Regions from separate parts of the Mus musculus genome. Here region 1 is linked to region 2. The links are chromatin loops, found by intact Hi-C in ENCODE. Cell type or tissue: left cerebral cortex. All regions are shown on one strand.

Region 1 (8,000 bases), 240 kb before region 2:
GCGCTCATTCAGACTTCAGGGGAAATCAAATAGAGTTGAGTCAAAGCCAAACTAGAAACAAACACAAAATCTAAGCACACAAGTGATGATGGTGACTAAACTACAAAAGGAAGGGACATGAAAAGCAAGGGTAAGGCACAAAGATGAAGTTAAGAATTAAAGTGTGGTATGCTAACACAGGATAGTGTGCTGTGTTCTCAGACAGAAATTAGTTTTGGCAGATATGTTTTGTGACTGCTGCCAGCCCTTGCAAGCTGTAGGTTGACCAGCACATTTCAGAAGTGCACAAGATGAAGGGATGAGAAAACAGGAATAAAATACAGCCCCCACATTAGAGCACCCAATGCTACAGTATCAGAGTTAGATGCATTCCCTGGTAATAAAATGGCAAACAGCACATATTATAAAGAAAAAAATAAATACTCCAGGGAACAGGAAGAAAAAGGTGATTTTAGTTTATGGAATCTTTGACTTTGTACAACACTTGATCTGAATTTTCATAGATTCCCAGATGCAGAGATGCTCAGAGAGACAGAACCCAAATGTACAGAAAGCAAGTTCAAAAGCAAGAGTTGTGGAAATAGACAATGCATTATCAGCATATTTCCTCAGCATGGACAACCACTAGTAACTAACAGTAAGTAACTGCTAGAAAGAGAGAAATGATAGAGAAATCCTACCTGAGTCAAAGAGGGCCGACATGGTGTCTATGGTGATGAATGGAGAAGAGAAAGCAAAGAAAAGGTCATGGTACCTACCCTTGATTGGAGCTATGAAGGCTGCTGAAAAAGTAATTGTATTTTCAGGGATAGGTTGTCATTCTGTTTGAAGCAGGTGTCAAAGATAATAAACTTGGTTTTCAGATTTCCAATCAGCAAACCTGGGGTATTGTGAATTTCTAGATGAACATGACACACAAAGTGTGTGAGCCACCCACAACTCATGGTTTATTTAGATGACAATTAGGAGAATTCTCAATGGAGAAAACAAACAGATAGGTTCAGGGAACCAGCTAAGCAAGACCTTGAGTTCCTGCACAGGGAAGTAAGGCCTCAGGTTCCCATCCTCCACCGCCATCCTTCCCACCCCACCCTACCGCCAAGATTTGCTGAGCAAGATCTTTACGGTTTAATTTGAGGTAAGTGCCCAATTTAAAATAGTTTTTGGCTCTTGATTCAGGTTTCCTTTGAGCCAAGATGATCCTTGCCTCTAGGGAATAAATGTTCCCACTGTCTAAGGGAAACTCTCTAGAGGATGCAGACACCCCTAGCACTGTTTTGTGGTGTGCTGCTTGCTACTAAAGATATAGACAAGACATCAACAGTGCCATCAACAGTGCCTGCAACATATAAGTTTATTTGTTAAAATAGCATTACCTTTGACTGTTTAAAAAAGGAAATGTTTTAGTGATTTATCATTTTTTTAAATTTTCTCTTTCTTTATCTCCTGTGAATAATCTAGAAAAGAACATGTCTAACTCACATCTCTAATAGGAACATCTTGGACCAAGACTATGGAACAGTCAGGAAGTTTGCTAGGAATATACAAGTTCTATGGCTGTCTTTCATTTCTAACCCTAGTTTTGCTCCTCACCACAAAGAATCTTGGTCAGAATATGAATTGTAAATCATAGTCTTTGTTTATAGTAACATGTTGAGCATATGCATCAACTAATCTTAAACGTTAGAAAACACTTGAGCCCTAAACTTAGGGAATACACAGTATGACTATGGTCAGGATTTGACTGTAAAGTCCACTGTGATAATGGGCCACATAGATACTATGACTCTACTCAGGATTTTACCCTAAAGTCCACTGTGTTGAAAATGGCCCACATAGATTCACATGGAGTGGCATTATTGGAAGTGTGACCTTGTTGAAGTAGGTGTGGATTTATTGGAGGAAGTGGATCATTGGTATGGGCCATGGTGTTTCAGAAGTTCAAGTTAGGTCCCATATTACTCTCTCTTCCTGCTGCCTGCCAAACCAGATGCAGAGATCTATGGTACTTTTCCAGCACCATGTCTGCCTGTGTGCAGTCATGCTTCCCTTCATAATGATAATGGACTAAGCTTCTGGACCTATAAGCAAGTCCCATTTTTTCCTGTATAAGAGTTCCTGTGGTCATGGTGTCTCTTCTCTTCACAACAATAGAAACTTAAGACATCTACTAATACCACTTCTGCAGAGGAGAATTCTAAGGTAAGATATATGTAACTAATAAGCAAATTTCTACAAAGTCCTGTTTGCTTACATACCTACTTATAAAAAAAGGATTGGTGAAGGGAAGAGTTCTAAAGATGATCACTCCATAAGCACATAATATTTTTTTCATAAAGCTTCAGAAAATAATCTACCTAGGGTGACTGATCTAAAACTATAAAATTGAGGATAGTTTAAGATACCCACAGCGTTATACTGGCACAGGGACATGGACACCAGTTTTCACAAATTGTTGCTGTTCAACTATAATGCCATTTAAGCAACAAATTATATAATCTTGGTAATCCCTGAGTTAGAGCTAGAAATAGCTAGAACAATCAGTTAAAATACAAGAGTTAAGGTGGGCCTTTTCCTAAACAGAATGCTGATAGCTATTGAGATATCATTACTTTTAAACCACTATAGAAAACATCTGCTCATGTAAGAGACATTCTAGATTGACAAATTGTAATGATTAAAAAATGTTGTTGCATGACCATGCATCTTTGACACACTTTTGTATTCATTCCAGAGGTATTTTTCTAGCTCTATATGGATAAATTGAATAACTGGATCACCCTTCGATGAGGAATAAGTATATACTACATTTACTAGGTGACCAAAACTCTCAGCACTGATGAGGGAAAATGTACTTTCTGTGCTTATGACTGTAACAAGGGCATTGCATATACTACTCTGTGAAAGACCGTGTAACTTTGATATAATCATGAAAACGGCCTCAAATTTTCCTACAGTAAAACCAGGCTGATTATCTGAAAATGCAATAGTATGACTAAAAGGCTGAGTAAAAAGTCTCAGATTAAAAGAAGTTAAAGAGAGGGGTAATTAAATTAAATATATACTTTTAGACTAGATAGTCCTCTAAACTGTATACAAAGCATGATTGACTAAAATTACATAAAATAGAATCTTTATGCCTAGGAAATATATCCATTCTTAGACTCTACAAGTACATGGTAATCATAGTAATTATATGTGACCTACATTTTAGTAATTTACAAAAAATAAATGTATTTATATGTCTGTATTTTTGCATATATACTGAAATATGATTGTCAAACAATAGATGAATAATGGAATAAATATATTAATGTTTGTTACTCAATTCATTAGCAGGTTACCTGTATGTTTCTGTATAAAAAATATTTATTACAAAGAAAAGCCCAGGATTAGATATAACCTTTACTTCAGCAAGTATTTAAAGAATAATTAGTGTCAATTCTTCTTAAGCTATTTTTTAAAAATGACTAGGCAATAATACTTTCCACTTTACTTTATAAAGTCAGAATTAACCTTACATAAAAGCCAAAAAAAATTGACTCAACTAAAGAAAACTAATAGACCCAATTTCTAGTGACAAAAGTCATCAAAGATAACAAACAAACCCAACAACACACATAAATTGTACATACCATGTCCAAGTTACACAAGAGTATTTTACCATACAAAATTTAGCAAAAATGTTAATAGTTCAGTCTAATATTTTCAATGAGTAAAAATTATTTTTGACAAAATTCATCACTATTTCATGATGAAAATGTTCAACAAAGTAGGAACAGTATAAAAGTATTTTCACATAATAAATGTAATATGTGAAACCTGAAATCATTTCAACAACAAGGAAAAATGTCTACTTTGGTCACTTCTGTTCAACACAATACTGAAATTGCTGATCAAAAGTTTTAGGCAAGAAAAGTAAACAGAGGGGTTCAAATTGGAAAAGAAGTAAAGGTATCTTAGCTAGGGATGTTTATTCATGCTTGTAGTCTCATCAGCTGGGAGGTTAAGGAACTTAAGACTAGACTGCTGACCAATGAATTCAAGGCCAAGCAAAGGCTTATGAAGACTTTGTCTCAAAACGAAATACTATGTATCTTCTTCTATTCAGATGAAATTTCCTTATACTTAGAAATTTCTATAGACTAGCAATTCATTATTTTTGAGTTCACAGTTCCCATTTCTAATATCTGTTTTGCTCTCATATCAATTAGTTTGTCTGTTGAAAATAATTATTAATGTCTTTGACTATTTGAATGAGTAAATGAACTCAACAAAAATTTAAGACACAGAATTAACACATTATTATGTTATATATTCCTTTGGGATAGCAACCACATCTTATATTCATCAAAATTCTCCACAGGGTACCCAGCAGTGTACTGTGGACTTACATGCCCTCAATTTTCATTAAATAATGATGATAATAATAAAAATAGCTAATGCCTGCTGAGAACATGCTAATTCCTGATGGTGTCCTAAGTATTCTGTGTGGCTTAAAATATTTAATCTCTAATGATTTTATGAAATATAATTTACAACTGATCCTATTCACATAAGAAACTGAGACCTGGAGAGCTTAAATATTGAAGTCAGTAAAATGACAGAGCTGAACATAAAACCCAAGTTTTAGGTCCCAGAGCACATTCTCTTACCTGCAACACTATGCTATTCATCTTTAGGCTATGTTAAAGTCACGGCATCTGGTGAACAGCACTATTGTAATTTTAAAAGCAGAAGAGTATCTGTAGGTGGAGGGACTGTCAATGTTATAGGGTAGCCATGAACCCAATAGCCTACAGGGGGGGGGGGCTGTATGATTATATTATAGGGTAGCTGTGTACCCAATAGCTTACAGGAGGTTGTATGATCATTTTCATTATCATGTTTTGATGGATACAACTTTGTCCTGGTGTTGTGGTTGCTTGTTCCTCAAGATCAGCAAAGACCCCTTCAGTCCCCATGTGTCTTTGAGGATGTCCACGTATAACTTTTCTTACAAGTCTGTCTCCTCTTGGACTGCTTTTCAACTGTGCTAATGCCTCCTCCTTCTAAAAATAAATTTTGATCTATAGAAACATGTGTTTCCTTCCTTTGCTAAAATGGAGAAGGGTGAGAACACCTTTAGCTGACTTTGAGTGGATTTCCTGGTATGCGTGGGCAAAGAAAGACTCATAGCTTATGGTCAGATTTAAGTCTCTATGCAATTTCCATCATTGTGAAAGTATATAAAACACAAAAAGAAAGTTCCTCTTAAGGTGAATTTGTAGTTAGATTTTAGTTAAGCCAGCTATAGAACATGGCTACACATTCGGTACATGATGTCTCTCTAATCAAATACTGTCTTAAGAATATAAGTGGTCAGGATCAAGATCAATATCCCTCTATTGAGGAAAGCAACATGGCAAAGAAGTGTGGAAATATGGAGGACAGCAGAAGGATTAGGAATGGATATCCTCATAGGAACTTTCCAAGTATTTCTCAGATAGGAATGTATTGTGGTCCCAGCTCAACCTGGGAACAAAGCAACACGCCAGGTGGCTTAGCTTTGTGATCCATGGAGACTCAGCCTTAGTATGCATTTCTAAGTAGATGGATAAAATGGCATCATCAGAGAAGGCCAAGGAACATTAGCCTCACAGGTCAGAAAGTCATGCTAATCCAAACAACCAACAAAGTGGACCTAAACCTAGCTTCACGTTTCTGCTCCAAAGTCCAAAAGCAAAATGTTGTGTCAAGGACCAAATGGCCTCTCTGAAAAGCCAGCCTACCATACTTACATCTATTGAGCTTGCCAGTGTATGATTAAGACTGCTTCCACTTAGAGGAGATCCCAGAGAAAAGGGCAGTGTTTCACAAAGTGTGAACTGCATACATTGGAGCAAGTACAGAGAAAGGCTTGGGAAGCTGAGAGCCTGGAAAGGGGACCTGGATGTCCTAGTGATAGAAAGAACAGAGCAGAGTGAAGGTTAGATACACATTTCCAAACAGGAGAACCAGGTGACATGGAGAGGTGGGGACAAAAATAGTATTATAGCACTGTCATTTGACAGGATTTTGTGGAACTATGTGTCAGAACTATGAAGGGGAAATGGAAAATAACTTGGGCTGACCAATGTTTGGTTACCGTAATTCAGGAGAAATTCCTGAGATGGCTTTTAAAGTTAAAATATTTTCTTTTCTTTTTTCTTTCACTGTTTTAAATTCATTTATTTCCTGGCTAAACTGGAGGGAAACAAAATTTAAATGATTCAACATATGTCACCCAGAACTATTTAGCCCTGAGTTCTTTTTCAAGACAACCCTCATGAGAGGTCTATTTTTGGTATGTGCAGATTTCCATTTCAACTGATGCTTTTTCCTCCTCTTGTATTCAGCCTGGGAGCCAGTTGGGATTCTTAAAAAGGCCTGCTGTGTTTCTGAGTGTCCTGAAAGAATACAGCATTGCAGTGGTTCAGAGGAACCAATAAATCATGACCTAGGGACGCCAGCCACGGTGCCCTTCTGTTCTGCACAAAGAAAAGGAAATACTGGCTCTCTGATCTATTCCTTTGTGGACACAGAACACCTGGAGATTATGAGGGGGTGCAAATTAAAACTTGGAAGCTAGAATTTTTCTAAAATGAGTAAACTTGTTTCTTTGGGATTATAAAGGTCTGATTCCAGGAACATAGAAATAGTAAATATCCCTTCCCCTTTGCTGTGGGTGGTGCTGGCCAACGGACAGAGGACAGAGATGTTCTCTGGAAAGCCTATGCCTGTTTCTCCCTGTTCTCTCAGTTTGCTCTGGTGAACAGGATGCCACATCTTTTTTATGGTAGAGCTAAATACTATGACGCAGCGTTAATCTGGTGTAATGAACGGCTGCACAACGGACAGATTCCTAGGGGACAGTAGTTCTTCCTTGAAAGCATAGTGGGTATTCTACAAGCAAGAATCACACCTTTGCTATGCTTCTGCATTGGAATTACAGGGTTGTTGTCTTCTACAATTTGACCTATGTATCTAGACTAATGAACTCTGTCCAATATATCTTCATAGGGTCTAGTTTTCTTAAGTGTCACTCAGTACCTATTTCAGAATACATTCAATATATTAATATTGGATATGAAAGTTGTGTACTTTCTCTGTGATTCAAACAATACTGTAAATTCAACCATCTTCTGGAAGAAAAAAATATCAGGGAGAAATAAGACCTGAAACACGATGGTGTAGATACAGAGCTACGTCCCACACTGGGCTTGAGCATGCGCTGTCTCTAGTCAGTGACAAATGCTGAAGCACCTCAGTGGATAGAGGATGTCAGGCTCAAGCTCTCAAGAAACAGCATGATATGTGGATACCCTCAAAATGATTTTAGAGTATCCATCCCCCTTCATTTTAGAGTCAGTCACTTCCGGAACTTTTTCTGCCTTTAAGCCTGCATCTTATTGGTAGTATCAGGCACACAATACTATACATCTTTGTCTGCCAATTTCTCTAGTAGGCTTGGCTAGCACTAAATGATAGCATTAACTTGACTAACATTAACCAAGGGCACTTTGCTCTGGTGAACAAAGGATGCCACATCTTAACAGGTTAAAAGATCACATTTGCTATATATATTTGATGTTTATAACCCACTTCTACATATGTTGCAATTCACCTCCATGAGCTAATCAACTACCATGGCTCCATTTACATCATCTGCCACTATGCACATCTGCAGCTGAGCACAGAGATCGGCTGATTAGAAAACTAAGGGGAATGGCACTTTCTGATAGGTATCTTCCTGAATAGATATGCTTCTTATGAAAAGCACCTTAGAAATTAAGAAAATGGATATTCTGTTCCTTCCTGAAATACATCTGGAATTCTTTTCTATACATGCACAGCTGCTAAGCTTTATGTTTAGCTATGGGTTAAAGTGAGAGACACAAGAGGATATGCCATGTAAATAAGTAGAAGCCACAGGGTTTGCTTTCTTTCCATGAGACAGAAGTTGGTGTTCTTGGTAGAGT
Region 2 (8,000 bases):
TGTGTCACAACATCATCTTCCTTGTGACGGATTTCACACTTCTTTTATATTATGGGGTAATGACTAAATTGCTACTAAGGGAAATGGCATTTGTCTAATGGAAGAAAAATATTGGTGCAGTGTAAAAGATCTGAAACATTCTGAATTCCTAAACCAGTTTCTCACCTAAGGAGTAGAGTGTAGATTATATTATTAGTTACTATACTCCCCTCATCCTGGCAGAAAAGAAAGGGGTCTGTAGCTAATTCCAGTAAGAAACACTGTGAAGCAGAATGTGGCAAGAATTCACTGACTTTTTTTTTTTTACATAAAATATGTCCCATGCAAAAATTTAACAGCACTTTGTGCCAAACATGCATTCAATAATGACATAATGGAATGCACACATCTTCTGGGGAAAAGGGAAGCTATTTTGGTCCAGTGAGAGATGGAATGCGTCAAATAACTAAAGAGCTCCCTTCAATACCACAATTTTCTTTAAAAAATATCCTGAAAGCATTATACTATCAGAAAATATATCCATTAAACCTGATATTACCTACAATATTTTGAAAGACTATAGACTGAACTTTAATGTAATCCTTCATCTATGTTTTCTGGCATAATGAAAAGGGGAGACTAACAAGAAATCTTGTATTTAATACCAAGTACTCTCAGTGCTTCACAGTGGTTCTACATTTCGCTTCATGATTATTGTTTCATCCACGCAGGCACGACTCATTAACAAACTACATTAAATACCTACGCTATGGCAAGAATTCTAGTATTGTGAATGAAAGGATGAAAAGAGATATTTCAGTCTTTACAGAACTTACGTTGGGCAGAGATATTTTAAACTTTTAAAAATAATAAATACAGAGAATTATAACTGCATTGAAGAAATAATGCAAAGCAATAAAAAAGAACTATGGGCTGAGATGGGGAGTATCAGGAGACTATGTAGATACTAAAACATAGAAGATAAAGAGAGACAGCTGTGTAGGATCAATAAGTGTCATAGAAGATTCTAGTCTCAGAAAAATGTTAGAGAATATATATTAAATCCATGAGCTTATGGTAGGTCATGTATATAGGATGTACACTGTTATGGGTCTATTTGGATTTCCTTAATAGTCTTTCTCTAGGACTGGACGCTCAAATTTTAGCTACCTGCATTATCAATACCTTATATCTGTAGCAACTTCCTTTAAAGTTATTCCTTTGTGTTTAGGGTACCAGAGTTACTTTGGGTACAGTCACAAGTTCCCATCTCCAAAGAGGATCCACGGCCAATGACTGACTAGAAGCAAGTATGAAAGCTCAGATTCTTGATTCCAAAGAAGAAAGCTACATAGTATCATTTGTGTGCTTCACACAGCCTAAAGTGATAAAGCCAGAACTGGAACTTGGCCTGAAATCCTTCCTTCCTTCCTTTTTTCTTTGCCACTGACTTCCAATATGCCTTCACTGGTATCTCCTTGGAGCCCAGTTTGAATCAATTGCCTTTGGTCAAATTTTCATGGTAGGTTCTGTACTTGTTGAAACAGCCTTCAGATACCCTGTATACCTACACAAGTGGAAGAGATTACATCAAGGTGAATACTATGCTTGGTCTGGATAGTTTACAATTGTAGTAGAACTAAGGAAGTATTGATAACACTGATGAAGAATTATTTTAATCCTTCCACAATACAATTTTATAACTCTAGGGAAAACCACATGCCTGAGATTAAATTTCTTATGTACGCTGTGAAAAGCAGGCCCACAGTGATCTCCCAGGAATTTTTCTTAGACTAAGGTAATATGTTCCATGCATGCATGGTATGAGTGAATTATGAATAAATGTATATGCTATCTAAAAGGAAATAGCTGTGAACTATTATTCTAGAAGGTAGTCTTTATTTGACTTATTACCATATGCTTGCTGAAGCAAAAGTTAACAGTCATCTCAAAAGTCAGTAGGGTAGAGGAATTATTTCAATCATTTTACCTCATATCTGAGTAAGCTTTAATGAAGACAACTGAACCAATGAAAGAAAAGGAGAAAGACTCCAGTGATAACTAACCTAGCAAATGTGTGTGCTCTGGGTGGAAAAGGTAGAAGCTGAGAAGGTCCATGCTAAAACCTGCAAGATCATGTTTGTTACTGAGTCACAGGATTTAGACATGTTCAGCAATTCCTGCTGCTGAGAAGTCAGAATGGATCAACATTCCAGAAAGGGGCAACTACCACTGGAAATATGACAGACACTCATAACTTCACAGCATTGCTTAAAAGTCATTAAAGTTGGACAACTGGATTTAAAATTAGCTATAAAGCATTTGTGACATATAAGAGTTTCAGATTTCCAGTTCTATGGGTAGAGAAGATACCAGAAGATCACAAAGGTGCAGAGAGCAGTTGGCCAAGTACACAACACAGTATGCCATGGCACAGAATCAAGTCCGTTAGTGAAAATTCAGGTCAATGCCTTTCATTGCTCGTGCCAGGCCAGCTAGCTCCCTTTAAGTCTGGTTCCCACAAATGTAAGGTAAGACAACGATTATACACATCTCATCGATGAGTAAAATAAATGGGCACCTTTGCGATCTTTTATCATAATATATGCACCCAATAAAGACATCTTCCCTTTGTCCAAACTTGCCCACCAAACTTAGAAAAACAAAATATTGTCAACAAATTCCCTGCCTAGCCCTTTCTGTCTTCTTCCCCTCGGCCTTCTTACTCCAATGCTGGTTGTGTTCCAGTTTCTCATGTGGCAACTCCCCCAAGCTGACTATCAATTTTTACATTTTTTTCTCCTCCAGTCTTTGCCCTTTTATTGAGAAAACATTCTGGCAGTTATTCACAACTCAACACTCATTGGCTGTGAATATGAGACCCAACTATCATCTCTCTATCCCTCTCCAGTCCAAACGACTCAACTAGATATTCTTATTAATACTAGAGAACACCTATTCTGTAGATCTTTCATTTACTTTAGTTTATGTGAAAATTATAACATTGTTAATTTTCCCTATCTCTAGCCAGTTTTTCCACACAAGCTGACTTTGTAGAGAAAAGCAAAGCCTTTACATCCACAGGCCTTTTTTGTTCCTATCTAAAATTAGTGCAGCTGCTGCTATACTATTTTAGGGAACGCAGGACATGCGCCTCTCCTCAGATGTACCAGCTTGTCCAGTTATGAAGCAGCATACGTTATGGGGTATGTATGTTTAGCATCAAACCCCAACACCACAAGGCTGCAGCTTCTGCTCATTTACCACAGAGTTGGCAAGTGTGTGATTGGTGAGCACAGAGGCTGGTAGGAAGGATAAACATGATTTTTATGTGAAAAATATGTAAGAGAGCAAGAAGTCCAAAACAGGGGATGCCTGTGCCAGTTTGCCTTCCATTGCTGAGACAAAAGCAGCAAGGAGAAAGGGGAGGAGTTAAGTTTACATCGGCACTACAGTGCATCATGAAGGAGAGTCAGGAACCAGAGGCAGGGATCAGGATTCAGGAACTTGCAACGATTATGGGAGAACACTGCTTACTGCCTTGTTTCCTACAGTTTGCTCAGACTGCTTTCTTCTATAACCCAGAAGCAAGAGTAAGTGGGGCCCTCTCACATCAATCATTAAGAAAATGGCTAATAGACTTGCCTATAAGCCAGTCTGATGGAGTCATTTTCTTAATTCAGGTTCCCTCTTTCCAGATGAATCTCTGTGCTACGATATCAAGAAACTATCCAACAAGTCCTGCAAGGGGACACTCAGTAAGTGAGGATGCTCTCAAAGAGGAACATGTGCAGGGTAGGAAAAGCAGAAGACAGCCTTTTTGCTTGTCAGAAGTTTACCTCCATCTTGGGCTCACAACAGCTGCATAATGAGAATGGCATCAAGATTCATCATCTTCGCAAGCTGACTCCGGAAGAAGGCACTGTCTGCAGATGTCTGTACTGGTGCAATTCCTGGAGGCAGAAACCAACCCTCTCAAGAGAAGGAGCAACAGCAGGCAATGCACAATGACTGAGGCAAAGGGTCTCACCTAGATTTTAGAAGATTTGTGTAAGAGAAGTTTTCTCAACTCAGCTGAGAAAAAAAAATAGAAGCAATGGAGTATGGGAGGGGAAAATGGAGGGTTTAGTATAGAGCCAACACATCTTCTGCATCTGTTCAGCTCTCTAGCACCAAAGATAGGATTTCAACAAAATAAGTGCTCATTAAGTACACAGTAAGTAGAAATGTCTTGGAGATGAAGTAACCTATCAGAAATAACTATTAAATTTAAAATAATGCCATATTTATAGCACATGGAGATTTTGATTTTCAGGATATTAAAAATTGTATCAAATCACGCAATTGAGTGTATCTCATCTATTGCATTGTTTTATCTTCTCTGGCCTTCATCAGTTAAAACAAAAAATAAAAGCTGAAAACAAACAAACAAAAGCAAGAAACTATGGAAAAGAAGAAGAAAAAAACTAGAGTTGCATTAAGAAGGAAGGGAATGATATGGAACACCATAGAACCCCAGCACTTGAGAGGCTGAGGTATAATGAGTGAGAGAGTTCAAGGCCAGCCTGGGCTGTATAGGGAGAGTGAGTCACACCACATGCGCACAAGTGCGCGCGCACACACACACACACACACACACACACACATATACACACAAAGAGAGAGAGAGACAGAGAAACAGACAGAGACAAAGACAGAGAGAGACCGAGAAACTAAGACAGAGATACAGAGAGAAACAGAGATAGAAACAGCGACAGAGACAGAAAGATGTGCTCTGCTTTTGGGTTGTGTGCACCTGCTAGCTTTCCCAGTAGATTAGTTGAAATGAGCATAATTTTATCTAGTTCAACTCCAGAACTGAAACTGTGCTAATGGTGGACCTATCTGTGCTTTTCTTGCATGGATTAGATGAAGCAATCTACCAGCAAGGACATCTGAGGGATTTTTTTTTTAATTGAAAGTGACAAATTCCAACCAGAGAATTTAGCTTAAATGAATGAGAAACTTTGCAGGTAATCTAAGAAACCTGCCGAAAGTGAGGTGTGGTTGCACAGGCTGAAAACTCTAACACTAAGGAGACAGAGACGAGACGCCCACTGCAAGATTTAGGGCATAGCCCTCCATGTAATGAGTACCAAGACAGTTATGGGGACATAGGGAGTTGCTTCCTTAGGAAGGAAAAAAGGAAGGCATGGAGGGAGGGAGACAGGGTTAGAGTTGGGGTGAGGGAAGGAAGAAGGGAACAGAGGAGGGAAATGAAGAAAAGAAAGAAAGAGATCAAAAGCTGGAATGAACTGGTCTCCTCCCTCTCCCTCACCCTCTCCCTCTCCCTCTCCCTCTCCCTCTCCCTCTCCCTCTCCCTCTCCCTCTCTCTCTCCCTCTCTCTCCCCCTCCCCCTCGCCTTTTCCTCATCCTCTCCCCCCTCTCTCCTTCCCTCCCTCACCCTTCTCTCTCTCTCTCTCTCTCTCTCTCTCTCTCTCTCTCTCACACACACACACACACACACATACACACACACACACAGAGGAACCAGCTACTTTTAACCATGGTTATTTTCCCTTGCCTGACAACTTGTCCAGGTGCTGATGGCATTCTCACATCATGGGACTCTTTTAAAGCCATGGATCTCATAGCTGTAACATCAGTGTCAACCATGATTGACATTGACGTCCATGACTGAATGTTCAGCATCCTGCAGCTACTCCATAGATTTCACCTGGAGGCAGGAAGAAATGTTTTCCTAAGGGATGGATGATCTCAGAAGAAAATCATATCTGGAGAAAACAGAGCTAAGTACGTACAGAAGAAACAACACCAACCCTCTTTTCCATGGGTTGCATCTTTATAATAATTAATATACCTACCTGAACACTTCCTTCCGTCTATAAAATGGGAATACCAATAACTGTTTTACTAGGATCTTTGAAGATTAAAATGGATAACGTATGGGTAAATATATTGAATAAAACATGTGCTTTCAAATTGTGGTAAGATGATATCATGAATTGCAGTGTATTAATTATAAAGCATTTACCAAGCACATAGGAATTTTATATTAGTTTTATAAATTGTAAAAAATAAATATTCAGTTCTACCTTTTCAAAACTAGCAGTCAAACCCACCACACCATAAAAACAGGAGGTGTGGGGAGGGAAGGAGCTGAAGGTGGCCCTTTTTCTTGTCAGCTCTTTCTTCAGAATAGTTATTCTCTGTTGAGAATGACACGAGGTTATGTTTAGAGAAGTGCCAGCTCTGAACCATTTCCTCCCTTTATTCTCAGAAATCAAAAATGATCCAGCATAAAGCATTCGCAGCTGTGTTGGGGAATGCGCTAGTCACGCCTCAGCAATTTATGGCCAATTTTCCATTAATAATAGAGAACGAAGAGTGGTTCAATCACTTCACTATCTAAATACTTGTTCTTAAGAAAGGGGGAAAGAGAGTACAATAGTTTTTGTTCTGTTTCTGAAAGAGCATTAATTCAATATTGTGTATCTTTGAAGAAAAACATTTAGATGGCTCTAAGTGGTAGGAAGTTAGGTTGATTGGGAATTATTCATAACAGCCTGTATGTGCAGTATTACCTGCAGTCCCCAGAGAGTGACTGAGAGGCAGACCTGAAATCCATGGAGCAATAGAGGTACACTGAATGGTGGAGAAAAGGGAGCTAGAGGGAAAGGAGAAGAAGAAGAAGAAGGAGGAGGAGGAGGAGGAGGAGGAGGAAGAGGAGGAGGAGGAGGAGGAGGAAGAGAAGAAGAAGAAGAAGAAGAAGAAGAAGAAGAAGAAGAAGAAGAAGAAGAAGAAGAAGAAGAAGAAGAAGAAGAAGAAGAAGAAGAAGAAGGAGAAGAAGAAGAAGAAGAAGAAAAGAAGACTGGACTTCTAAAACTTGAGTCAAAAGTGAGAGTCTCAGAAAAGTGGTGGATTCTTGCAGTAAAAATCTCAAACTAGAGGTCACTAGAGGGCTAAAGTAAATAAGAAATACAAATAATCTAGGGTGGCTAATTTATAAATTTAGAGGAAGTTAAAGACAGACTGGCAAACTTTTGTCCTAGTTGGAAGATATAACACTTTCCTAGGACATGCCATACATACTAGGGCTCTTAAAGTAAAAACAAAACTGTCATCTGCAAAGACAGACCCTGTGTCTAAATATAAGGTTAGAAATTGCTTAACATTCTGAAGAGAAAGAGACAGAGCTAGAGTTTCCACAATGGTGGAAGACGTCTTATGCAGTTTCTACTTAACACACAGACTTAGCTACTTTTCTACAGGCATGTCAAGGCACCACGATGCCCAAGGCAGATCACAGAAGAGTTTATTGTGGGTTTAGCATTTCAGAAGATGAGCCCAGGTCCATCATGGAGGGGGAGCATAGCAACAGGCAGTAGGCATGGTGCTGGAGCAGTAGCTGAGATCTTACATCCAGATCTACAAGCAGGAGGCAGGAAGAAATCTAACTGGCAATGGAATGGTATTTTAAAATTACAGAACACATCCCTAGTGACACAACTTTTTCAGCAAGGCAATACCTCCTAATCCTTCCCAAACAGTCCCACTTGTCTGGGATCAAGTAAGTATTCAACTAAATGAGCCTGTTGGGGTCATTCTCATTAGCCTACTCCATCCACTGGCCCACCAATTCTCTCAGCTCTCTATTTAATTTTTTAATGGGTGTGAATCTTAGCATGGGCTTCTTCAAAATACAAGCTGTAGTCAAGCTATGAAAACACAGGAAGGAATGGGGAAAGGAGTCACTAAAGGGCTGTCACTGGGTAGACGACTATGGAAAGTCAGGGGATAACGTAGAGAGTTTCAAAGACAGAAATCTGGGAGGATTTCTCCAGTTGTACTTAACTTATGAATTTTATTCCCTCAGTGTGACTCTAGGGTGTACCAAATGCTACAGCGTTTCCAGACTTCCCTTGGATAGAGAAGCATGGGCACTTGAGAAGGTAGGGTGCCAAGGCAGTGCAGGTGGCATCCCCAGTAAGCCCCAAAGCTAGTGTTGGGCGTGGGGGGGT

What was found. A loop is a pair of places that touch in the nucleus more often than their neighbours do. Peaks named below come from ENCODE experiments on the same cell type or tissue, not always from the same donor. Only the 100,000 strongest peaks of a DNase experiment are listed, where the experiment ranks them.
Region 1: it touches region 2 in a loop (6-fold over the local background); 2 of 42 quality-filtered maps call a loop at or near these places.

The regions. Positions count from the first base shown.
Region 1 is chr2:138,707,374-138,715,373 of GRCm38, reverse strand. All of the region lies in intron 5 of Gm14061 (a long non-coding RNA gene), which reads right to left. Among named protein-coding and RNA genes, the nearest start is that of Mir1952, 110 kb to the left of the region's middle. In left cerebral cortex, a CTCF peak has its summit at 4,863; DNase peaks (open chromatin) are centred at 5,935 and 6,383; H3K27ac peaks cover 2,303 bases.
Region 2 is chr2:138,471,902-138,479,901 of GRCm38, reverse strand. The region is part of intron 2 of LOC102636024 (a long non-coding RNA gene); the gene reads right to left. Among named protein-coding and RNA genes, the nearest start is that of Gm14061, 110 kb to the left of the region's middle. In left cerebral cortex, no CTCF peak of the experiment used is centred here; DNase peaks (open chromatin) are centred at 3,199 and 3,792; H3K27ac peaks cover 1,324 bases.